5 separate regions of the Homo sapiens genome follow, and regions 1, 2, 3 and 4 are each linked to region 5. The links are chromatin loops, found by intact Hi-C in ENCODE. Cell type or tissue: PC-9. All regions are shown on one strand.

Region 1 (5,000 bases), 120 kb before region 5:
CTTCTCATTTGAAGCTGCTGCCTGCGGTGGCATCATAGTTAGATACTTACTGTATCTAACTGATACATAGCAGGGACTATGATTTTCTCTCAGACTTAAACCATGGTCAGCAGAACTATATTTTGCTTTTGAAAATCAGAACTCTTTCAAGGTAACATGCTTCAAGAGGAGTGATCTTCTCCCCTCCCTAAAATCCAGATGTTATACTTCGAAGTTAAAAACAACTGGAAACTGAAAAGTCTAACTGCAAGCCGCCTTCTCTGCTGTTAAGCAGTCAGCGTTCACCTACAATGGTCTTTCTCTGTTTTTGCCAGTAGGTGGTGACAGTGCTGTCTGTGCAGTTTACTTAAGTCTCTTGTTATTTATTTATTATTTAAATAATACCTCTCTCTCTCTCTCTCTCTCTCTCTCTCTCTCTCTCTCTCTCTCCGTCTCTCTCTCTCTCTCTCTCTCTCTGTCTCTCTCTCTCTCAACAGAGTCTTGCTCTGTTGCCCAGGCTGGTGTACAGTGGTGGGATCTCATCTCACTGCAACCTCCACCTCCCGGGTTCAAGAGATTCTCCTGCCTTAGGCTCCCAAGTAGCTGGGATTACAGGGACCTGCCACCACACCCCGCTAATTTTTTTTGTATTTTTAGTAGATACAGGGTTCCACCATGTTGGCCAGACTGGTTTTGAACTCCTGACCTCAAGTGACCCACCCACCTTGTACAAATACATACATATTATAGGAAGAATTAGAAAACAGATAAGCACAAAGGGAGTTGGGGGGTGGGGGTTGGAATTGTATAATCCCACCATCTGTAGATAATCACTGCTGAAGTTCAGGCATACACAGCCTTTGTGGTAAACTGACCTAAGCCAGTTTAGTGGTTCACAGCTAATAGGTTATGTATGGTTGATACCAGGAGCCTCCAGTGATGACAGATCTCTACTCCACAACCTCTGTAAGGGTGAAAGGAGAAAGCAAGAGCAGTTCTCAAACCAATCCTGCTACGGGGACAAACATGCATGACCAAGCAGGCACACAGCCTGTGCTGTAAACTGCGCTGGAGAGGCCCAAGCTCCCAGCTTTCAGCCGCTTAGACAAACACCTTGCATGAAAGGCTCTCCTGTGGCCTGTGCAGCAGCAGTGTTGTAGCCATAGCATTGAGCTAACTTTACTTAGAGTCACGCAGGCCACAGAATCCTCCATAACGTAAGACTGGAGGGATGGAGGCTGCTGGCGTTGCTGAATTCTCACACCCTGGTCATAAGAAGGCGGAGTGGCCTGTACAGCATTTCCAGCTGATCCATATACAGCAAGTCCTCAAATGATGTCATTTCAATCGGTGTCATTTCATGATCACCTTGATGAGAAAGTCTGTTCCTGGCTGGGGCCCCTGTCTGTGTGGAGTTTGCACATCCTCCCACATCTGCATGGGTTTTCTCCAGGTCTCCCAATTTCCTCCTACATCGCAGAGATGTACATGTTTGGTTAACTGGCATGTGGTCCCAGCCTGAGTGAGAGAGAGAGAGCGTGTGTGTGTGTGTGTGTGTGGCAGGGGTGTGTGTGGTGGGGGTGTGGGTCTGAGTGCACCCTGCTAGGGGATGTATCCTGTCCAGGATGGGTCCCAATGTTGCAGCCTCAGCTGCCGGGACAGGCTCCAGCTACCCTTGACCCTGAAACAGGAATAACTGGGCAAATAATTATCTTCCTTGTGTTTATTAACCTTACTTAAATGTATGTATAGCTCACATGTATTTCAGTGTTTAATATTATAAATGTTTTGGTTTTTATTTAGAAGTTTTGTGATTTTTTTTGTGATCAGAAATATGCCATAAGAACTTAGCTCTTGTTGATCTCAATTAGCCTGTGGCAAAATCAGTTTCACTATATGTTGTTTCACTGAAAGTTGCAGTTTCCTGTTGATGACATGAAGTGAGCCCTTACTGCACTGTCGTGCATTGCTTAACAACAGGGATATGGTCTGAGAAATGTATCGTTAGTCAATTTTGTCATTGTGTAAACATCATAGTGTACTTATACAAACCTAGATGGCATAGCCTACTACACACCTACACTATATGCTGTAGCCTGTTGCTCCTAGGCTAAAAACCAATACAAAGTGTTACCATACTGAATAGGCAGTTGTAACATGGTGGTATTTGTGTATTTACACATATCTAAACAGAAAAGGTACAGTAAAAACACAGTGGGTTATAAAAGATTAAAAATGGCACACCTGTATAGGGCATTTACCATGAAGGGAGTTTATAGGACTGGAAGTTGCCCTGGGTGAATCAGTGAGTGGTAAGTGAATGTGACCACTCACACAAGTGTAAACTTTAAACGCTGTATACTAAGACTACACTATATTCATTTAAAATTTTTTCTTTAATAATAAACCTTAACTTACTGTAACTTTAAAAATAAATTTTAAGAAACTTTTGACACGTTCATAATAACACTTAGGACACAAATATATTGGATAGCTATACAAAAAATAGTTTCTTTATATCCTTATTCTGTAAGCTTTTTTCTATTATTTATATTTTTACTGTTTCAATTTTTTGTTATAAACTAAGACACGAACACACACATTAGCCTTGGCCTACACGGGGTCAGGATCATCAGTTTCACTGTCTTCCACCTCCACGTCTTGTCCCACTGGGAGGTCTTCAGGGGCAATAACACATTTGAAGCTGTCATTTCCTATGATAACAATGCCTTCTTCTGGAATATCTCCTGAAGGACCTGCCTGAAGCTGTTTTACAGTTAACCTCTTTTTTTCATAAGTAGAAGGAGTACACTCTAAAATAACAATAAAAAGTATAGCATAGTAAATACATACACTGGTAACATAGTTGTTTTATTATCAGGTATTATGTACTGTACATAGCTGTATGTGCTACACTTTACACAAATGGAAGAGTAGTAGGTTGGTTTCCACCAGCAACACCACAAACACATGAGTAATGTATTACGCTGCAGCATTATGACGGCTGTGAGTCACTAGAGGAGGATGGGAATTTGTCAGCTCCATTATAATCTTAAGGAGCCACCATTGTTTCTACACAGTCCATTGACTGAAACGTAGTTAAGCAGTGCATAACTGTATTTTGAACACCTATTTTCATCCAAAATAATTTCTAATATCCACTATGCTTATTAACAAACCGTCTGATGTTTATTAAAGATAAAGGCAGCCGAAGCCTTATAATAGCCAATTTTTTTGGAAATACCAATTTTTTGTTAAAGTCTTTCAAATGCTAAGCAACTGCCCCTAGAGTATAAATTAAGACTCATACACCTATATACCATACTGTTTGTGCTGGAGTATTTTAAAGAGAATTAGAGACACTTTTTCGATTTATATGTGTGTGTAGGTGTGTATAAATTGCTTAACACATTTTAATTTATGGTCATTGTGTATGTATTAACAAAAGTGACATCACATGCTATATAATATATAGTTTCATAACCTACCTTTTTCTTTAATAACATAAATATATTTCTAAATCAAAATAACTGTGTTATCAGTTTTAATGACTGCATACTATTCCATTTTATAACATAATTTACTCACAGCTCATTATGAATGGACATTTGTGGTTTTAGTAGCTTTTATTATTATAGGCATCACTAGAAAGATTGTCTTGTACATATTTCTTTGTGTCCATGTTTATTAGGACGCATTCCTAGAAGCAGAATTGCTGAATCATAGGGTCTGCATGTTAGACAAATGTTTTAAATAAGATTTCAAATTACTTTGAAAGAATGTTGCAATCTATACTCCTACCAGCATCTGCTTTCTTAGATACTCTCCCACACTGGAAAGAATTTCAAACTTTTTTGCCCATTTGATAGGTAAAAAAAACGATAACTCATGTTACTCTCACAAGTGAGGTTAGACTTTAAAAAAAGTTTGCAGTCTATTTATCTTTGTATTGTTATTTCAAATATTTGTAGTGTAGGAAAATTAACCTTCTATACATCTCTCGATCCATTGCCAAGTGCCTTAAAATTATTTATTTTTAGATTGGGAAATGTAAAGTCAACTTAAAGCAGTTGAAATCATAACATTTCCTAACTGAAGCTGCAGCTTAAAGTGGGGCAGTGTTTGAACTGTGCCATTTCTGGTCTCCCGCCTCAGTGACCAGAAGGGCATTGGTTTTAGACCCTCCTTTCAGAAGGGATGAATGGTGAGGTGCTCAGGTCCTCTGCATTCAAACCTGCCACAGTAATATTAACACAACACAATATGAAATAGAGGTTACAGTTCTTGAGTTAATTTGGTGGATGTAGACAGCCGAAGAGATAATTTAACCACCAGAGGGATATTTTTTTCAGCAGAATTATCTAGTTTCTTGTCGAGAATCGATTAATGAGAAAATTGCCATGTTTTCAGTTCATTTGCTCATGTGTTTTAAGGAAGTGGTACAAGAGAATAATATTTTCTCCTCCTCCCACTCCTTCCACATTTTAGAATTCATCCTATGGATCCTGGGTCAAGATAGTTCTGAGAGGGGCTTTCCTACATTGTTTAGGCCAGGGGTCTCCAACCCCCACGCTATGAACCGGTACCGATCTGTGGCCTGTTAGGAACCAGGCCACACAGCAGGAGGTGAACGGTGGGCGAGCAAGTGTTACCGCCTGAGTTGTGCCTCCTGTCACATCAGCAGTGGCATTGGAATCTCATAGAAGCGAGGACCCTATTGTGAACTGTGCATGTGAGGGATCTGGGCTACACACTCCTTATGAGAATCTAATTAATGCCTAATAATCTAATAATGATATGATATCTAATAATGATAGAGAACAATTTCATCCTGAAACCATTCCCCTCCCCTCATCTATGTCCCTGGTGCCAAAAAGGTTGAGGACTGCTGGTTTAGTCATGTGAAAAGAGGACCAGCTTCCAAATGTAGGTGACCTTCTGCTGCGTGGCCTCCAAGAATCTTCTCTCTCCTTCTTTTTCCACCTGTCACCTGATGCTCAAAACTCCTTTTAAAAAGATGG
Region 2 (5,000 bases), 91 kb after region 5:
GTGATAGTATTTAGAAATGGGGCTTGTGGAAGGTAATCAAGGTTAAATTAGGTTATTAGGGTGGGGTCTTCATGATGGCATTAGTGGCCTTATAAGAAGAGAGGGCATGGCTGGGCGAGGTGGCTCACACCTGTAATCCCAACACTCTGGGAGACCAAGGCAAGTGGATCACTTGAGGTCAGGAGTTCAAGACCAGCCTGGCCAAATGGTGAAACCGCGTCTCTACTAAAAATACAAAAAATTAGCTGGGCATGATGGCACATGCCTATAATCCCAGCTACTCGGGAGGCTGAGACAGGAGAATCGCTTGAACCTGGGAGGCAGAAATTGCTGTGAGCCAAGATTGCACCACTGCACTCCAGCCTGGGCAACAGAGCAAGACTTCGTCTCAAAAAAAAAAAAAAAAAAAGAGCAGCAGTCTCTCTTTCTCATTCTCTCTTTCTGTCCCATGATGTAAGGACACAGTGTGAAGGTAGGGAGCAAGCCAGGAAGAGGGCCCTAGCCAGCATCTTGATCTCGGACTTCCCAGTCTCCAGAACTATGGGCAATACATGTCTGTTGTGTAAGCCACCCAATCTAGTGTATTTTGTGATAGTAACCTGAGCTGACTAAGACAATGTCTGTATTTATTTATATACTTATATGCATTTATATAAAAATTTAAATCTCTGCTGATTTCTGCATCTATGTCTATATTGAAAATCATGAGTGCGCACTAATACCTCCAATACCAATCAACACCTCTGGGTTTATTCAAGCTCTCCTTTCCATATTTGTAACTTCTTTCTCCTACAGTGAAAGCACGGACTTCCATTGTCTCTAACATATTTACTCATTTTCTCCACTCCCTCTGTATAACAAATTTCCCATCTCTGCTGCCCACATCTCCACCATGTGGGTGATGGTTGGGTACTAACAGTGCTGACTGCCTCGCCCTACTTGGATCTAAGACAACCTTGCTGGTGGCCCCAGTGCATGTACCTCCCTGCCACCCTCTCTGGCTTTGACACATGCTCCAGGCTGCCCATTCAAGGAAGCCCTCTTCCACCCTTCTGGATTGATGACTCTGCCGGGTACCCCCTCCCCTGTGTCCTCCTCCCCATGCCTGAGCTCGGCCACCCTGCTCTAGGCTACCAGCCCCTCCCACCATGGGTCCCTGCCTTACTCTGTTCAACTAACTGCTAATGGCTTTAAAACTGAATTATTCTGGAAGGAAAGGGAACAAGGAAAGGAAGAGCATTTTATTGTGGGTTTTTTCCTGATTATTTTAGTAATACAAAATGACTTGGAGACATTTGGGGAAATATAGAAGAGACAGAGAAAGATAAAAATCCGCATTAATTCTTCCACCTAGAGAAAACCATTATTATCCCTTTCCCTCCAAAAACGTTGAACTTAAACAAAAACAACCTTCACCACCCAACCCTACCCACGAAACTACTACTTTCCTCAGTTGAGAAAAGAATATATGCACATGCCGGGCACGGTGGCTCACGCCTGGAATCCCGGCACTTTGTGAGGCCGAGGCAGGCGAATCACGAGGTCAGGAGTTTGAGAACAGCCTGGCCAACGTGGCGAAACCTTGTCTCTGCTAAAAATATAAAAATTGGCCAGGCATGGTGGCCCGCACCTGTAATCCCAGCTGCTCGGGGAGGCTGAGGCTTGAGAATTGCTTTAACCCAGGAGGCGGAGTTTGCAGTGAGCTGAGATTGCACCATTGCACTCCAGCCTGGGCGACAGAGTGAGACTCCATCTCAAAAAAAAAAAAAAAAAAAAAAAAAAAAAAAAAAGAATATGTGCACATGGTTGAAAAATTCAGAAGTAACCTTCCTTCCCACCCAGATCCCCAAGACCCCTCCCCAGATGCAACTGTTGATATCTGTGTATTGTGTATTCTTCCAGCTATTTTCTATGCATATATAATATATGTTTACTCCATTTCTCAACCAAATTGAATTTTACCTTTCTTACATATTTCCTCTTAGTCTTTTTGCTCTGCATGTATATAATCTAGCAAAATATGAACTTTTTCCTATAAGTTGTCACTTGAAGTGCCTGCACAATTTTCCATCATGTATGTGTTTCATTGGTTTCATCTCCTGTTGTTGGGTATCTGCAGTTTTTTACTATCATAAATGATGGGCTTTGTCTTTATTGTGCCAGGGGAGTCATGAAGCCAACCCAGCACAGTGAAGCAGTTCAGCTGCTTTTGGTGGCTAGTAATAGAATGTTGAGCCAAAACTGGCTAAAACAATAGAGGTTTATTTTTCTCAATAATAAGCATTCCAAGGCCGGGTGCGCTGGCTCACGCCTGTAATCCCAGCACTTTCGGAGGCTGAGGCTGGTGAATCATCTGAGGTCAGGAGTTCAAGACCGGGCTGGCCAACATGTTGAAACACCGTCTCTACCAAAAAAAAAAAAAAAAAAAAAAATTAGCCAGGCATGGTGGCTCATGCCTATAATTCCAGATACTTGGGAGGTTGAGGCACAAAAATTGCTAGAACCCGGGAGGCAGAGGTTGCAATGTGTTGAGATCGTGCCACTGTGCTCCAACCTGGGGGACAGAATGAGACTCTGTCTCAAAAAAAAAAAAAAAAAAAAAAAAAAAAAAAAGCATTCCAGAGGTGGGTGATTAAACCAGTTTTGCCCAAGATGCTAAAACACAGAAGATAACATTTCAAAGCCAAGTCACTATAGGTAGAATTTCCAAAGCGCAGGTTTGAGGGCCTCTCCCTGTGTTCCTGAACTCCTCACCCTTTTCAGGATTGAGAGAGGGGAAAGAGAAGATTCTTCAACTGTTTTTTTTCTTCAGATTTCTTCTGAGGTGCCCAGGATGGAGGTTTTACTGCCCTCAACTTAAGGCAGGTCTCAGACAGAGCATTGAGACCTACTTCTTGACTGACAAGTGAGAGAGCTATCGAGACCTGTGGCTGCCAGACAGGAGGCCTATGCTGGAGGCAGCCACTGTGATGCTGAGTGCTTCTCCGGCTCTGGCATGCAGCACTCAGGAGAGAAATGCTGCTAGTCCAATGAGGGCAGGGGATCCCCTCAGAAGAAAGTGGGAAGTGGGCACAGCACCCCTGTGAGGCTGAGGGAGGAGACCCCAGGACAGATGCATCCCCTCAAGAGACCTGCAGGGAATCCCGGAGTAGCAATCTCCTAAGAGCCTGCAGAAGTATCCGTGAGAAAAAAATCAGTTGGGTCACAACAGAGACCCCAGCTGGCTTTTAGCAGTACCCACTTAGGAAAGACTCTACCGGTTGTCTTTCCCACGCCCTGGCCCTAAGGGATCAAGCACACCCTAGCAGCCTCGTAGGGGTGAGCGTTGGGTGGAAGGAGAAGAAGCATGAGGCAGAAAAAGAAAGAAACACCAGCCATGGCCTCTTTACACTTCAGGCTGTGGGCCTGAGACAGGCCTGGTGATGGAACGGAGACACGATGCAAAATCAGATTCAGGCTTTTATTCATCTTGTACTATTCTGATTCCACAACTGCAAATCTGTTGGCTAGGGAAAGTGACTTTGGGTTATCTGTTACCTGAGGGTGAGGACAAAAGTCATGGACCTGCCAGAGTTTTCATCCAGTAGGGGAATATCACCCCACTGAAGAGTTTCCAGGGCCAATGGGAGCAACAGTAGAGTTCATTTTCATCACACCTAATGAGCTGTGTCCTTGACATTCCAGTTACAAGCAGAGCTAAAGTGGCTGAAGCAACAGAGGTTTATTTTTATTTTTATTTTTTGAGACGGAGTTTCACTCTTGTCGCCCAGGCTGGAGTGCAGTGGCACGATCTCAGATCACTGCAACCTCCACCTCCCGGGTTCAAGCAATTCTCCTGCCTCAGGCTCCCGAGTAGCTGGGATTACAGGTGCCCACCACCACACCCGGCTAATTTTTGTATTTTCAGTAGAGACGGGGTTTCACCATGTTGGCCAGGCTGGTCTCGAACTCCTGACCTCAGGTAATCCACCCACCTCGGCCTCCCACAGTGCTGGGATTATAGGCATGAGCCACCGCACCCGGCCGAGGGTTTATTTTTCTCACCTAAAAAGAAGTTGGGAGGCAGGTGGCTGCAGGGTTGATTTATTAGCTCAGTGAAGGCCAAGGACCATGCTCAGCCGTCCTCTTGCTCTTGCTCTACTGGCCTCCGTCTATCAGTAATGTCTCCCCTCCTGGCCACAAGATGGCTGCCCTGGATCCAGGCATCACATCCTCACACAGAAAAACATGCTAGACAGGCTCTCCTTCCCTTTTACAGAGAGGAAAATCTCTTCTAGAAGTGCCCCCGAAAGACCAACTTTATGACTCTTGAGCCAGAACTTGGTCACATGTCCATCCCTCCAGCACATTTCCTGAACGTCTCCACTTCCTTACTGCCTAAGTTTCCTCAAACCACTGTAAACTAGAATCAGTACCTCCCTCCCAAGAATTGCATCCAATGAGGTCATCGACCACCTAATTGCCAAAACCAGTGCATGCATTTCACAGCCTGGCCTTACTTGGTTTCTAGATTGGTCAACACTGGAGACCTCTTCCTGTTCTTTGAAGCTTAATCCCTTAGGGTGTTTTCTCTCCAGGTCTCCGTGTACCTCTCCACCACTCTTCAGGGTTCTGTGGCTCCCCGTCCTTCCTACACACCCTCTGTGGACCCAGCTGCCGCCTGTGTGGCAAATACTACTACAGTTACATAGCTAGTAGCATCTACCTCTTTTATAAGCAGTGGATCTATATTTTAAATTTCTTATATAATATTGGTTCAGGATGTTCCTAGAGAACCTCAAACGAAAACACCAAGGTCATTGTTTTTTCCCTTACACCAAGTCTGCTCTTTCTGTACTCTTTATTTCCATTAAAAGGCACCACCACCACCCAAGCTAGAAACCTCAGAACCATCTTCCTTGTCATTACCACCATCAACCCATGTCAATTCTACCTTCTAAATACATCTCAAAATCATCATCTCTCCATCTCAACCGCAGCTGCACTAGTTCTGGTCCAGT
Region 3 (5,000 bases), 83 kb after region 5:
CCATCTTCATGCTGCTGGCCATACAAGGTGAGGGCAGAGATACCTGAAGCTAGCATCCTTGATTTTTGAAGAGCCATGAGCTGACAGATTTGTGGATAAAGAGAATGGAAAGCAATTAATTATAGAAACTTTTACACACTCCCTGGCTTCCTGAGATTCTTGAGGTGTGTAATTGGCTGTTGACGTGGCTGAGTGTTTCTCAGCTTTTTTGCTCAGCTCCAAGACAGTGAAGTCTCTGGTGGCTTCTGCTCTGAGGCTGCGTGACATCTGCTACCATCTGTGGTGGCTACCTCAGAAATCTCTCTCCTTGCTAAGCCAGCCAGAATCTCTCCCTTGCCAGGCCTTTAACTTGACTAAAGCAGTTAACAGGAACATGCGTCAGCCATGTTAACAGCTGTTTTGTTGGTGGTTACTCCGCTCTGGCTTAGGCATTGAGAATTGGATTTCTTTTTTTCTCTTTTCCTTTTTTTTTTTTTTCCCGTTGTGCTTTAAAATAAGCCACTGAGTAGTAGAAATAAAATAAAGTCATGTACTTTCTGGTCTGTACTAGCAGTAAGGGACCCCATTTGCCAAAGAAGCTCTTGGAGGCCTGGATCCTTCTCTGATTCTTGGACTGTCAATGTCACAAGCAACAGTGCTAGCCTAGCCTTCTACCAGGGGTTTCCTCCCAAAGTGGTTTTGAATTCTCTTCCTTCATCATATTTATTCTGTGTTTTGATGCCCAGGTCTTGTAGCTCCCGGGAACAGTGAACTGTAAGACCCCAAAACTTAGGCCACAGGTAGAAGTTTATACATCCCCACACACAGTGGCTTAAGCAAGCAGAGACCCAAAGACATGCTTGGATTCAGAAAGGTGGCTGTCCCCAAACATGGTCAGAATTGCAAGGTGACTTCCTGCTATGCCTTGTCAACAACAAACAATTGACTAAGAAAATCCATGGAGGCCGGGCACAGTGGCTCACGCCTGTAATCCCAACACTTTGGGAGGCCGAGGCGGGTGGATCACTTGAGGTCAGGAGTTCGAGACCAGCCTGGCCAACATGATGAAACTCCATCTCTAATAAATATACAACAACAACAAAAAATTACTGGGCATGGTGGCGCGCACCTGTATTCCCAGCTACTCCAGAGGCTGAGGCGGGGGAATCGCTTGAACCCGGGAGGAAGAGGTTGCAGTGAGCCAAGATCACGCCACTACACTCCAGCCTGGGCAACAGAGTGAGACTCTGTCTCAAAAAAAAAAAAAAAAAAAGAAAAGAAAAAGGAAAGTCCATGGAAACCATGAATGAGAGGGAATGGAGGTGACCCATTCAGTCAATAAGCAATCATTCTCAAAAGAGAAGGTAGAGGGTTGCAGGGGGCCGGTGGCTGGCTCTCTGGGTGAGCTGGAGAGTGGCAGCTGTGTCCCTAGAGCAGGCGGGGATCCTGCCTGGCCAGCTGCACTCGGTCTTCTGGGTTTCTGGTTCACAGAGCTTGTTCATGGCCTCCCTGAGGCTATCGACTCTGTGCAGGCTCCAAGCCAAGCTGGCGACTGCTTGGCAGCCTCAGTGAACTCTTTCTACTGGGGACAGACTGAGCTGTCCGACAGGGCAGAACGTTTCAGCTCCTTGGCAGCTGTATATGCTTGAATGTAAATCACTACATTCGCTTTCTCTTCTCGGGGATATTCTTGTCAGAGTGAATCCGTTAGCATGAATCAGTTTCACAGGAGTGAGCACCTGATAAACTGATAGAGGCATTTCTGAACTCCATGACATGTGGGAAGCCCAGCTCGAAACTCGGGGGCTTTCCCCTTACTGGCAATTTGATTAAATGAGGATGAGGGGATGGGAGGGGTGGTGTTTCACCTCTGAGAATCTCCCCTTCCTAAACTGTTAACTGCCTAGGATTATAGGGGTTAGATGAGATCGTAGATGCTCAATAAATGCATTAAATTATTGAAGGCCTGGGGTGCCCAAGGGCCTTCAATAATTTAATGCATTAATTAATTAGTTTATTTATGTGAGACAGAGTCTCGCTCTGTTGCCCAGGCTGGAGTGCAGTGGCACAATCTCTGCTCATGCAACCTCCGCCTCCCAGGTTCAAGCTATTCTCCTGCCTCAGCCTCCTGAGTAGCTGGGACCACAGGCAGGCACCACCATGCCCGGCTAATTTTTTGTATTTTTAATAAAGACGAGGTTGCACCACGTTGGCCAGGCTGGTCTCAAACTCCTGGCCTCAAGTGATCTGCCCACCTCGGCCTCCCAAAGTGCTGGGATTACAGAATTTAATCCATTTATTGAGCACCTGCTACATGCCGTGCACTGTTCTGGGCACAGAGTACAAAACAATGTTACTATCCTCTTGGAGGTTACATTCTGGTGGGGGAGAAGTCAGGTGAAAATAAGATAATATTTGGAAGGGGGAAGGCCCAGGCTCTTGGCATGTTAAACTTACCTTGATATCCTTACAGAGAAAATGAATTTTCTGAGTGTTTCTTTGAATTTTTCAGCTCAATTTCACAGATAGCTATACAGCACAGCTTAGTAGACTCTTCCAAAGTAGAAATATTTCTGGGTCAGAGAGACTCGGCACAGCAGCAGGAGCGCTGGGAAGACCTGGGGTGGTTCTGTTTGGAAAGGGGATGAGATGCTCCTGTACTCCTGCTCCAGTGTTTTTGGCTTGAAATGAGTAACATGCAAATGAGCACCTGGGGCTGAGTCAGCAGTGAGTAACCCCCTCTGCGGGACGCCCAGCCCCGAGGCATACACGGGGCCGCCTCTACTGGCTACTGCACCCCGCAGATGCTTCCGCAGCAGACTCTGTGCCTCACCCCCGGCCCTTGCCCATGTCACCTGCTCAGTCAGAATTCCAGCTCAGGCCAGCGGGGCTCTGCTGATGAAAACAGCATTACCTGGAAGCCTGGGACTTCAGTGTTTCTTCCCGCAGCAAGTGCTGAGGAAGCCGCTGCCTTCCCTGGCACCCCCTTGCCGAATAGCTTCCCTTCTGCAGAGGGCTAGGGTCCCCACTTCATCAGGCCTCAGCTCTCCCCTCGGCTCACCCCTCCTTCATACCACTCCAGGCCTCTGTCCAAGACAGACTCCCACCTGGGCCTCCTGCCTCTTCTGAGAGCCGGCACCTCCTTCATCAGCACCTGTTTTCCAGTGGGTTCATTTCAGCATACACAGATGTCCAGCTGCTGCTGTCCTAAACCCACTTTTATGATCCTGCATTTCCTCAGCTCACTATTCCTTCTCTTCCCTGTCACTATCACGTTTCTTAAAAGAATAGTCTCTACTCCTCTCTCCCAGGATTTCTTAATCCACTAAAAACTAGTGTCAGCCCCCAGCACTCCCCTAAAACTTCTCTCAATGGGGTCACCGAGGACCCATTTGCACTTCTGGTGCATGCTTCACAGCCTGTGTTTTTACTAAACTTCTAGTCATTTCCCTTTGCGGTGCTCCCTCCCATCTGAAACATTTTGCTTCCCTTGGATATCTTCTTTCTTTTCTCCCTTTCTTTCTCTCTCTCTTTTTCTTTCTCTCTCTCTTCTTTCTTTCTTTCTTTCTTTCTTTCTTTCTTTCTTTCTTTCTTTCTTTCTTTCTTTCTCTCTCTTTCTTTCTTTCTCTCTGTCTCTCTCTCTCTCTGTCTCTCTCTCTCCCTCCCTCTTTCTCTCTTTCTTTCTCTCTCTTTTTTTTTTTTTTTTTGATGGAGTCTAACTCTGTCACCCAGGCTGGAGTACAGTGGGGCTCACTGCAGCCTCTGCCTCCCTGGTTCAAACAATTCTCCTGCCTCAGCCTCCCAAGTGGCTGGGATTATAGGCGCGCCACCACGCCCCGCTAATTTCTGTATTTTTAGTAGAGATGGGGTTTTGCCATGTTGGCCAGGCTGGTCTTGAACTCCTGACCTCAAGTGATCTGTCCACCTCAGCCTCCCAAAGTGCTGGGATTACAGGCGTGAGTCACTGCGCCCAGCCTGTTGGGTATTTCCTTGATGCCGCTCTCTGGTTCTCTTGCCACCTCTTGACCACCCTCTAGTCTTCTTTGGCTGCATTATCTCCATCTCACCCCCTTTGCACAGACTCCCCGTGATTCAGCCATCATCTCTAAGACTAATTCCACTGCCTCTATGTAGTGAGTACCTGCCTCTTTTCTGAGCCACAGACCATATTTCTATTTCCCCTTCATCTCTACATAGACATCCTTAGAGCACCTCAAAATATAAAACCAACCTCATTTTTTTGCCCTTACTTCAAATCTGCTCTATCTACACTACCTCATTCCATAAAGGCACCAACACCATCCATTTATTCACCCACCCAAGCTAGAAATCTTAAAGCCATTCCCCCTCTTTCTAACCAGTGCCATCTAATCGTGTCAAACTCTACCTTCTAAAGACACCCAAAACTTGTCCACCTTACTCTTTCCTACCTTGGTTCAGGGCACCATTATTTCCCCCCAGGAGAGTTGTAACAGTCTCCTATGTGGTCCCGGGTCTTCAGTTTTGCCCATACCCAATGCATCCACCATGTAAACTACCTGTGTGATCTAAAATGCAAATCAGATCATCTTATTCCACTTCTTAAAATTTTCAGTGGCTTCTCTTGCCCAGAGGGTCGTGTCTGAATTTCTGAGTGAAGCCCACTAGGTTCCCAGTGTACTGAAGTCCATGCAATGCCCCAGCCTCATCTCCCACCCCCCACCCCCATTGCATGCTCTACGCCTCAAGCCCTGAGCCCACCTTGCTATTTCATGCCCTTAGGTGACACACAAACACCTCCTCTGCCTGCAATCACATTTCTTCTCCTTCAAGACCCTTTCAGATGTCAGCTCTGCAAAGCCCTCATGTTCTTCTCCTCCTGACTCTGTATTCTGTAAAGAAATGCTGTCTAAATACCTTTTTCCTAGTTATTGAGAAGTGTTTCTTTTATGTCTGCTCCTGAAGTAAACAGTGAGTTCCTTGTGACCAGAGCATGCCCTTGCTCTTTCACTCATCTCGTCCTCCCACAGGACCTTGCCAAG
Region 4 (5,000 bases), 48 kb after region 5:
CTTTAACCACTAACTTATGCTACCACCCTGGAAGCAAACCTTTATTTAGGATACATGGCTCTGGAATCAGAGCTTTCCCATGAGGTCTGAGCTACCTGGTTGCTGCGAGTGTTTTGAGTGGGTCCTGGAAGTCTGTTGCCTGTGTTTTGGAGATACAGCCAACCCAAATACAGACTTAGGTTCTAAGAAGGGTCATGATACAGTGTTTATCTTTAAAATCACAGCCCACCATTTGTTTTATTTCTTTGTCGTTTCTTTTATCCCAGATCACAAAACAGTATGATCTTAGAGGAGGACTGTTCTCTGCCTGAAACACGAATCTTTGGAGCCTTTAAACGTCTGTGGCTGTGGGAGAAGAAAGCCTCCTCTTATTGACGGCAGAGCATTTAATGACTGTAGAACCTGCTGGAGCTTTAGCCAAAGAGGGAGTTTATGTATAAGCTGGCCTTGAGGATCTTTGGTAGTGGGTAAAACAGAAGTAACCCACATTTTTTTATTATGCAAGGTATCTTGGGATTTAAGGTCATTTCTTCTCCTACTTATGAATGCCAAAATTGAGAACTTATGAATGCCAAATTGAGAACATCTCCAGTAATTGCCTCGTGGCACCAAGGAGTCTGAAGGAGTCTGTTTTTGTTCTTCTGTTTCTCTATCATACATATTTTTCACATTTGCATATTTAATGGTAGCACAATGATTTGAGTAAACTAAGTAGATTTGAGGGGCTTTAGGGGTTAAAGGAAACAGGTATATGTATGATAAATGGTTTGGCGTACACAGAAAGAGCTCAAGAAAAGGTAGGATATTCCTGGAGCCAGGTGCACTTGGGCTGGAATCACATGGCTCTGCCACTTATTAGCTTTGAGTCCTAGTAAGTCACTTTTCTGAGAAGATGGGAGTTTTAATTCTAATATCAGATTCTTGAAAGGAAAAATAAAATAAGGTACCGGAAACATTTAGGAAATTATTTGATGCTGATAAGTCTTTAGTAACTGGTGGCTTCTCTTTTCTGATAAACTTGAATGATCCTGGCAAGATTCTGTCCTCTCTTGAGCCATTCTTCTTGAGGCCTGCTTGTGTCCTTTAAACAAGTCGTTGCCTTCTTGGACTTTGGAGGGTAAAAGAATTCCTTCATTTCTGTGTTCATGTTCTATCAAATTGTGATTTCCTAAGTGACAAGAAACTACATTTCAGAACCTTCCTGGTGCATTAGAGAAATTATTTTATTTTTATTATTTATTTATTTATTTTTTGAGACAGAGCCTCTCTCTGTTGTCCAGGCTGGAGTGCAATGGCGCGATCTTGGCTCACTGCAACCTCCGCCTCCCAGGTTCAAGCGATTCTCCTGCCTCAGCCCCACTGAGTAGCTGGGATTATAGACATGCACCACCATTCCTGGCTAGTTTTTGTATTTTTAGTAGAGATGGAGTTTTGCCATATTGGACCAGGCTGGTCTCGAACTCCTGACCTCAGGTGATCCACCTGCCTCAGCCTCCCAGAGTGCTGGGATTACAGGCGTGAGCTGCTGCACCTGGCCTGAGAAATTATTTAAGACTGCTTCCTTAAGCCATCACAAATAATGGATTGAGTCAGAACATATGGGTGTGTCCAAAGGAGGAGGCACCTGAGTTGTCTGCCACAATTACAACGGTCCCTACAGGGAAAAGGTCCCTTAGGGAGGAAAGGATCATACCTGCATATTCTGTACGTGGGAGATCTTAATTTTTTTTTCTTTTTCTTTCTTAGAGACAGAGTCTGGCTTTGTCGCCCAGGCTGGAGTGCAAGGGAGCAATCATAGTTCACTGCAGCCTCAAACTCCTGGGTTCAATCAGTCCTCCCACCTCAGCCTCCTGAGTAGCTGCGACTACAGGCACGCCAGCAGGCCTGGCTAATTTATATACATATATATATATATATATATATATATATATATATGTATTTTAATAGAGACAGTGACTTACTGTGTTGCCCAGGCTGGTCTCAAACTCCTGGGCTCCAGTGATCCTCCTGCCTCTGCCTCCCAAAGTGCTGGGATTATAGGCATGAGCCACCATGGCTGGCAATATTTATCATTTGGTAATTGATTACCTATATTCTGCTTGGAGCAGTGAAGAGCCATGAAACATCAGTTTCCTATTTGACCTCTCACATGTGTCACAAGCCATGAACCATTCGTGGTTCGGTCTGTTTTGAAAGCAACCCAGCACAACCTCAGTTGCAGGTTCTTCTTGATCTCATTGCAAACAGCTGAGCAAATGTAAACAACTAGGGCAGCCACTTGTCCCTAAACAACTGGCTGCCCTAGTTGGCTGCTAGTCAACAACTGATTCACTTAATAAGCACTAAGGTCCTATTGAGGAAAGAGTGTGGAGCAGACACAGGTGGCCTAGTAGATGATAGATGATCCTTCTCTCCAAGGAGGCATCCAAATGTTGGAGGAACAAATGTGTTATTCAAATACCTGTCATACTTGGAAGAATAAGCACTGTATGAGGAGTCAGTGCAAATGGGGAGAAGCACAAAGGAAGCAGTCAATCCTAGCTGGGCGTGGGGGTGGGAGAACCTCTGTGGAAGAGACATCGTTTGACTTGGTCCTTGAAAGGTGAATTGGGAAGGAGACCATGCTAGGGTGAGGAACAGACATAGAAATAGCAAAGTGCATGCAGTGTTCAGGTGTGACTGGCTCGTCACACACATGGAATAAGATGAAGGTTAAAAACTAGACATTAGTACAAATCCTGGCTCTGTGTCTTCTTAGCTGTCACCATAACTTATTTGATGCCTCCCCCTTTCAAATCTGCAAGGCAGAGCTAATGACATGGAGATATGAGGATTAAAGGAGAGTGTATATAAAGGTCCAGCCTTACCCTAGGGGCTATACATAGATGTACTCAAAACATCAGGATGGATGGACCTGCTGGAAAATGACTAGGATAGGACCCTGATCAACAGAGCCTTAAATTCTTTGTTAAGTATTTCACACTTTAGGGAACATTAAAGATCTTTGGGAGAGAACAGGGTATAATCTGATTTATCTTTTGAAAAGATGATTTTATTCAACCCAAGGAAATCAGTTTTTATGTTGAGGGCCTCATTTGAAGGCCGAGCACAACTTCAAAGTAAGGCTGTTTTTCTATGCCAGAAATACTGTACCAAAATATCGATTGAATGTACTTTTCATGGACATTTTTTTTTTCTTTAAGTGGAATGCTATATTATTTTGATACAACTAAAGGCAGCTTTTTAGTTCTAATTGCCATTTGGTGATAATACTGCTGGCATATATTAGAAAAAATAAAACTGTGCAAAATTAGCTTCAGCATTGCAAAAGGCGAAGAAATGACTGTTGATCAGTTTTTCTTCTACTCTTGAATAGCTACTTATTTCTAAGCCCTGTCTGATAGCTAGTAGTATTCTGATCCATTTATAAGAAAATTCTATACTGCAAATCATCCAGTACATGTTTTTCCCTCCAGTATTTGTTATACTACCAAAAAATAAATGAAACCCTCACCCTCAGAGAAAAATTTAATTATGAGGCTTGCATATGCTTTGGGAATGCACTTTGGGGCTCCAGTACCAAACGCTATTTCCTGGCTCAGTCTTACATAGCAACTTTTCAAAGGACATGAGCCAAGTTGTGACCATTATGTGGCTTTCTCTGGATGCTCTAGGAATGGGGATGGGGAAGTCGCAGTGCAGGTTCATGAGCTGGGTATGGTTGACCACATTCCCCCTATTAAACATAGGAATGCTGGTATAGTGTTCATCTCTGGGCAAGATGACATACCTAGCCTCTTAATAAGCAGGTTAAAGTATACCCACCTCTTTCCACTAAGATTATGATTATGATAAGACACATGGAAAATATAGTTAGAGTAGTGCTAATATCCAAAAGTCGAAAAAGAAGGGGAAAACATATAGGCTGATCACCAGATCTAACAGTTACTCTACGTTTGATTCTGAATTTCCTAGCATCCGAGGCAAAAAGGGAAACAATTATTGTTATCTGATAGATAACACTGCACACCCTTGTTATATTCACTTACTTATCTAGGAAGCTATACTTTAGGAGACAAGTTACTTTCCCTTTTGTGCAGGGTGCCTATAATGAACACAGCATGGCCTGATAGAGTTCGTTCAGGCTGGAGATGCCGAAAGACTCTGCAAGACAGGTGCTGGATTTGTAACTATCGTTTAGAAACTTACACTAAGTACAGGTCCCTTCTAAGAAGGCCCACCCTGTGTGTTTTAGGGGTAAGTGAGGTGGTGAATGAATGTGATGGGAAATGTAGAAGACTGGGCTGCCAGGGCAGGGCAGTAGGCAGACCCTCTGCTCCCAGGCTTGGCCTCTTTTCTCTGCTCTCTGACTAAGGGCCTCAGAGACTCGTTTTTCCTGGGGGCGGTTCTCCCAGAGTAAACTCGATATTCCCACATCCCCTTCCTTGCTGGCTTCCCCTCTTCCTGGGGAGGTTTTACTGACAGACACTGCCAGAAACCTATGGGAATGAACAAGCATGGATGGGAAATTTTCCAGAACTGCCCCCAAAAGACCTTAAGTTTAGTGCCTAGCAGCTCTTGCTCACCCCTTCTCTCCTTCTGAGTTAGGAACTAAAAGCTTCAGTGGACATTTGTTCTGTGTTTAGTCCTAAAATTAGGCCTGGTTCTGCCAGACACGGTGGCTCATGCCTGTAATCCCAACACTTTGGGAGGTTAGGGTGAGAGGATAACTTGAGCCCAGGAGTTCAAGGTTGCAGTGAGCTAGTGATGGTATCACTGCACTCCAGCCTGGGTGACAGAGTGAGAGACCTCTCTCTCTCTCACTCTGTGTGTGTGTGTGTGTATATATATATATATATATTTAAATTTAAAAGGCATGGTTCTTAGTTCCCAGGCCTGGAGAGGTAAGGGGCAGATATTAAATAAATGTACACTTCCCTTTCCCAAACTTGCTCGTTTTCAAGGTACACAGGGTCCCCAGAGACTCCCTGCTCCTCTTA
Region 5 (5,000 bases):
GGACCTACGTGGGTTGTATTCTGGCTCTTCGAGCTTCTTAACTGGGTGACCACTGGGGCAAGGTCCTAAATAGCCTTTCTGAGCCTCCAGTTTCCCATCTGTAAAAGAGGTAATACTCCACTCTTCTGGGAGTGATTGTGTGTCTTAAATAAGAAAGTATTTGTTTTTTAAAAAAAAAAAAAAAAGCCAGGCACGGTGGCTCACGCCTGTAATCCCAGGACTTTGGGAGGCCGAGGCAGGTGGATCACCTGAGGTCAGGAGTTCAAGACCAACCTGGCCAACATGTTGAAACCCTGTCTCTACTAAAAATACAAAAATTAACCAGGCATGGTGGCAGGTGCCTGTAATCCCAGCTACTCGGAAGGCTGAGGCAGGAGAATCTCTTGAACCCGGGAGGCGGAGATTGCAGAGAGCTGAGATCGTGCCATTGCACTCCAGCCTGGGGGACAAGAGTGAGACTTCCTCTCAAAAAAAAAAAAAAAAAAAAAAAAGGTGTGTGCTTTCAAATATTAGCTATTTAAAAAAATTTTTTTAAATTTATGTTCTCTCACTGGGTGAAAAAGCTGTATTTGTCTATATGTCAGGTTAATAATTTTTTTCTATTTTGTTGGTGCCACTACTAATCAGAACTGCTAGTCATCTTGAGTGCCTGCCCTCCCCCATCTCTCTAACCTATTAGCAATACCACCGCACCTTTCTCTGACATTTCTCTGGAATTGGTTTCTTCCATATCTCCCAATCATCCCCCACCTTAGTCACTTATGACCTTCACCAACTTCTGTTCCATCCTGCATGCAAGGACCATATTATTTTCCCTACAGAACCATTTGCATTAGGATAGTCCCCAGAATACAGATCTTGTACCAGTGCTGTTTGCTACCAGTGTAATCTTGGATCCTGTAATCACTCTAAGCCTTAGTTCCTACTTCTACATAATAGGGGTGTTTTGAGGAATAAATTCAGTAATGTCTATAAAATGTTTAACTCCATGCCGGGTGCACAATAAGAAATCAATAGATGTTAACCACTTTTACTATAGGCCGAGCATCTCAATCCAAAAGCCAAAATCCAAAACTTTTTGAGCGTCAACATGACGCTCAAAGGAAATGCTTACAGGAGCATTTCTGATTTCAGATATTTCTATTTGGAATGCTCAACCAGTAAGTATAATACAAAGATTCCTAGGCCGGGCATGGTGGCTCATGCCTGTAATTCTAACACTTTGGGAAGCCAGGTGGGTAGATCACTTGAGTTCAGGAGTTTGAGACCAGCTTGGCCAACATGGTAAAATCCGGTCTCTACTAAAAATACAAAAAAATTAGCTCGGCATGGTGGCAGGTGCCTGTAATCCCAGCTACTAGGGAGGCTGAGGCAGGAGAATCGCTTGAACCTGGGAGGCAGAGGTTGCAGTGAGCCAGGATTGTGCCATTGCACTCCAGCCTGGGCAACAGAGGGAGACTCCATCTCCGAAACAAAACTAAACAAAACAAATTCCAAAATCTGAAATCTGAAACACTTCTAGTTCCAAGCATTTTGAATAGGGGACCTGTACTATATGAAAGAGGGATTTGTGAGCTTAGAAACGGAAAGGCTGCTAATTTTGTGAAAAGTATAGACTTTTCTAGCATTGCTAGCATTTTGTGCCTCCTTGCGTCATGTTTCTCATGACATTGACTGTTTATATGTTTAATGCTTACATGTATTTATAAACTATAGACATTGGCACTTTGAGAGCAAGATGCTTCGTTTATTCAAAAAATACTTACTGAGCACCTTCTGTGTGCTGGCTGCTGATCTAGGCATCAGGAATACAATGGTAAATGAAACAGTCTGGTCTCTGTGGAAACTTAATATCTGGTGGGTGTATCTCATTTATTCTTGTGGTTCCGGACAATACCCCTGTCTTGTACAGGAGAACATGATGATAATACATGCAGAAATCTCTAACATCTGAAGTAAAACTTGTGTCAAGCGTGAGTGCCACCTGTAGTATATCTTCAAGTGTTCTGTGGTTTGGAAATCCATCTACAATTACATGATGAGTAATGACCAAAGGCAGTGAAGAAGAGGATGCTGTAGCCCTTCTCACAGTGGAACTGGTTGGGCAGTGATGTAGTAAGTTGATGATCACATGCTTACTCCCTGGGCAGGAAATAGGGGGAGTGGAAACTGACCTCTGTCCTGGAGGACACTGACCCGGTGAAGTGGTAAGTTGAGTAGTACACAGATATCGTTTTCACCGGTGATTTGTTTTGTTCTAAAGAGCCTCTTAAAGAGAATGAATAATGGTGAGTGTCTCAAGCCAGGTTTTTCTTACATTTAGGATGAGCAAAGTGATGCGGTGTGTGTTTTTCGAGCTGTACTTTGTTGCAGGCTTTTCCTTTAGAGGAGAAGGAACTGCCGGCCACCACCAGCTCACCCGCCTGTCACATCCGCTGTAGAGATCACCAAGACAGCTGCTACCAAGTTGGATCTCAGGGTGTATTTTGCTTCAGACCCTCTGCCGGCATCTCCAGGACTGCTGCTAAGGTCAGAAATCAACCTAGTCCTACTTGGAAAATGCCCGCAGCTTGACTTAGAAGAGTCTGCAGCTTTCAGCCCTGTGGTTTCTTAATTGTGTTTTCATGTTTTCAGTGGAGGGGAGGAGGGTGACAAGAGAAGAGGAAGAGAACCATGAATCACTGTACTGTGAATCAGAATGAGGACTTTTCATTCCTTCGAAAGAGAACATCAGGATATATGATTTGTGCATAGGCCAACTGCTTCCGTCGACTTGGGAGGGGTGCTGCCTGAAAGGAACCATAGTATATTTGTGGATTATTCCTCTGTAAGGAGGTAAAAAGAACATAGGTGAAAGGAAGAATGCAGTCACAATAATAGTTAATGTGTACTGAGTGCTTACTGTACACCAGGCAACATGAAGCACTTCAAATACATGATCTCCTTGGTCTTCCACAATATCCCACTTTTCCATTTTACAGATGGGGAGGCTGAGGCCCAGACAGATTATTAGTTTCTCTAAGATCTTGTGGCTATTAGGAAACTATGGTAGAGCTAGGGTTTGAACCTGTGTATGTCTCAACTCCAGAGCTTGATTCTTTACCACTTCCCTGTCTGCCTCCGTGGCGAACACTGGAGAGCAGCCCAGTCTTTCTAAACTAGTTGGGTGCCTGGGGAAGGATGTGTACAGCATCTGCTGGGCACTTACCCTAATTGTGTGCTCTAATTCTTATGACATGCACATTGCCAGTCTTTTGCACGTAGTCATATATTCCCAGTAAACATGTGAATGAATGATACAGAATGATAGTTCATGAACTTTAATGCCTAGGATATGAGAATTTTGCTAGTAGTTTGAAGTCTTAAAGGCTGTCAAATAAGCTCATGATTTAAGATCATTAAAGAACCGTGTTTTTGCCTGATGTTTGGTCTCCTGAGGATGGACTGTTGAATAGCAAGGTGAAGGTGGTGCTTCCTTGTGAACATGGAGTTCAAGACATGCCTGCAAACGTGTCTCCTCAGTAGATCCTCATGACTGGCCTGTGGGTTCACACCTTCTTTTGAGCCATGTCATCAGTCACCTACCTGGTGATCTTTCTGTGAAGGCTCTTGTAATATTAAACCATGCCTTCTTGTGTCCCCTGCAGAACATCACACTTTGGGGGAGTGCACTGGAGTGGTTAAGAGTGCCAGTCTTGGAGTTATGTGCCTCGGTTGACTTTCTTTTTTTTTTAGACAGAGTCTTGCTCTTTCACCAGGCTGGAGTGCAGTGGTGCAATCTCGGCTCACTGCAACCTCCGCTGCTCAGGTTCAAGTGATTCCCCTGTCTCAGCCTCCCGAGTAGCTGGGACTACAGGTGCACGCCACCACTCCCAGCTGATTTTTTTGTATTTTAGTAGAGACGGGGTTTCACTATGTTGGCCAGGATGGTCTCGATCTCCTGACCTCGTGATCCGCCTGCCTCGGCCTCCCAAAGTGCTGGGATTACAGGCATGAGGCACTGCGCCCGGCCCGGTTGACTTTCTATAGTGTACCCTGCCGCATGGTACCAAAGTTAGGTTTTTACAAGGGTTGTCACAGTACTTCCCTTGGAGGACTGTTGTGAGAATTAAACGGTGTAGTACGTGTAAAGCACTGTTGAGTGCCAGCACCTGCTAAATGCTCGGTTAATGTTCAGATGGGAGAGGAAGAATAATAACAGTATGTAACAGTGGTGTAGCTGTCTGGCCATTGCAGGAGCTGCAATTGAGCAGAGACCGTGGGTGTGATTTCCAACACTTTGAGTTCTCTCCAGAGACCAGATCTTTTCAAGGATTGCTTCCTGAAATGCATCCCATTTAGTGCCGGTCCCCTGAGGAAGCCACATTTTAAATGGCTGATTGTAAACCTGTATCTTCCTCAGGTCTTAAAGGCATTCGAGGAGACTGTGCCAACTAAAAACATTACAAAGGGCAGTTTAAAGCAACTAGAAAACATAGCCCGGTGTCCACACCAGAACTCCCTGTGGAACCCTGGCTTGACTGAATTAAAGGTACGAAGGCAGAGGGTTGGAAAGTTAGACTCAAGGTTTTACCATGGTAGAACTGGAAGGGAATTTAGACATTATTAACTCCAGACCATTCCATTTGCAGAAGCAGAAAATGACACCAGCCAGACTGTAACCAGTAAAATTATGTAATTAATACAGACTGATTGGGACTAACCATTATACCATCTTCTGTCTTTAAAAAGGATTGCTTTACATAATTTTTAAATACCAAATTAATTGCTAAGTTATAGGGGTGGAATGAGAATTTAAAATTATTTTCAGTAGGTATGAACAAATTTAAGTTTTTGTGACTTTTCTAGGTTAAAAAAGTGAATTTGAATGACACGATGTTAGGCCATTCTTCTTCTGAATTTATTTACAGGTTTTTGGGGGGCACTGGGGAAAAGAGGGGTGACAATTCATGTATCAAACTACTTTGCACTGTATTGTTGCTAATATATATATAAATATA

The links. A loop is a pair of places that touch in the nucleus more often than their neighbours do. Peaks named below come from ENCODE experiments on the same cell type or tissue, not always from the same donor. Only the 100,000 strongest peaks of a DNase experiment are listed, where the experiment ranks them.
Region 1: a loop joins it to region 5, with 10 times the contacts of the local background. A loop is called at or near these places in 11 of 110 quality-filtered maps.
Region 2: it touches region 5 in a loop (8-fold over the local background); 18 of 110 quality-filtered maps call a loop at or near these places.
Region 3: it touches region 5 in a loop (6-fold over the local background); 13 of 110 quality-filtered maps call a loop at or near these places.
Region 4: it touches region 5 in a loop (6-fold over the local background); 19 of 110 quality-filtered maps call a loop at or near these places.

What each region holds. Positions count from the first base shown.
Region 1 is chr12:94,759,713-94,764,712 of GRCh38, reverse strand. No RefSeq gene overlaps it. Among named protein-coding and RNA genes, the nearest start is that of MIR492, 72 kb to the left of the region's middle. RefSeq lists an enhancer at 1,765-1,824 and a silencer at 2,145-2,194. In PC-9, CTCF peaks have their summits at 130 and 336 (motif pointing right); DNase peaks (open chromatin) are centred at 332, 1,942 and 2,962; H3K27ac peaks cover 1,680 bases.
Region 2 is chr12:94,550,594-94,555,593 of GRCh38, reverse strand. No RefSeq gene overlaps it. Among named protein-coding and RNA genes, the nearest start is that of MIR5700, 8.7 kb to the left of the region's middle. In PC-9, no CTCF peak of the experiment used is centred here; DNase peaks (open chromatin) are centred at 2,353 and 2,683; H3K27ac peaks cover 3,400 bases.
Region 3 is chr12:94,558,777-94,563,776 of GRCh38, reverse strand. MIR5700 (microRNA 5700) reads right to left here and starts at 1,988; the gene lies at 1,918-1,988. RefSeq lists enhancers at 341-410, 2,451-2,560, 2,360-2,986. In PC-9, no CTCF peak of the experiment used is centred here; DNase peaks (open chromatin) are centred at 1,516, 2,796 and 4,966; H3K4me3 peaks cover 3,347 bases; H3K27ac peaks cover 4,869 bases.
Region 4 is chr12:94,594,060-94,599,059 of GRCh38, reverse strand. The region is part of intron 1 of TMCC3 (transmembrane and coiled-coil domain family 3); the gene reads left to right. Among named protein-coding and RNA genes, the nearest start is that of MIR7844, 25 kb to the right of the region's middle. In PC-9, no CTCF peak of the experiment used is centred here; DNase peaks (open chromatin) are centred at 1,579, 2,299 and 3,699; H3K4me3 peaks cover 403 bases; H3K27ac peaks cover 4,449 bases.
Region 5 is chr12:94,641,923-94,646,922 of GRCh38, reverse strand. All of the region lies in intron 1 of TMCC3 (transmembrane and coiled-coil domain family 3), which reads left to right. It overlaps LOC105369914 (a long non-coding RNA gene), which reads right to left and starts at 485. Exons shown (of 2, transcript XR_945225.4): 1 at 1-485. In PC-9, no CTCF peak of the experiment used is centred here; DNase peaks (open chromatin) are centred at 2,142 and 2,662; H3K4me3 peaks cover 1,649 bases; H3K27ac peaks cover 2,828 bases.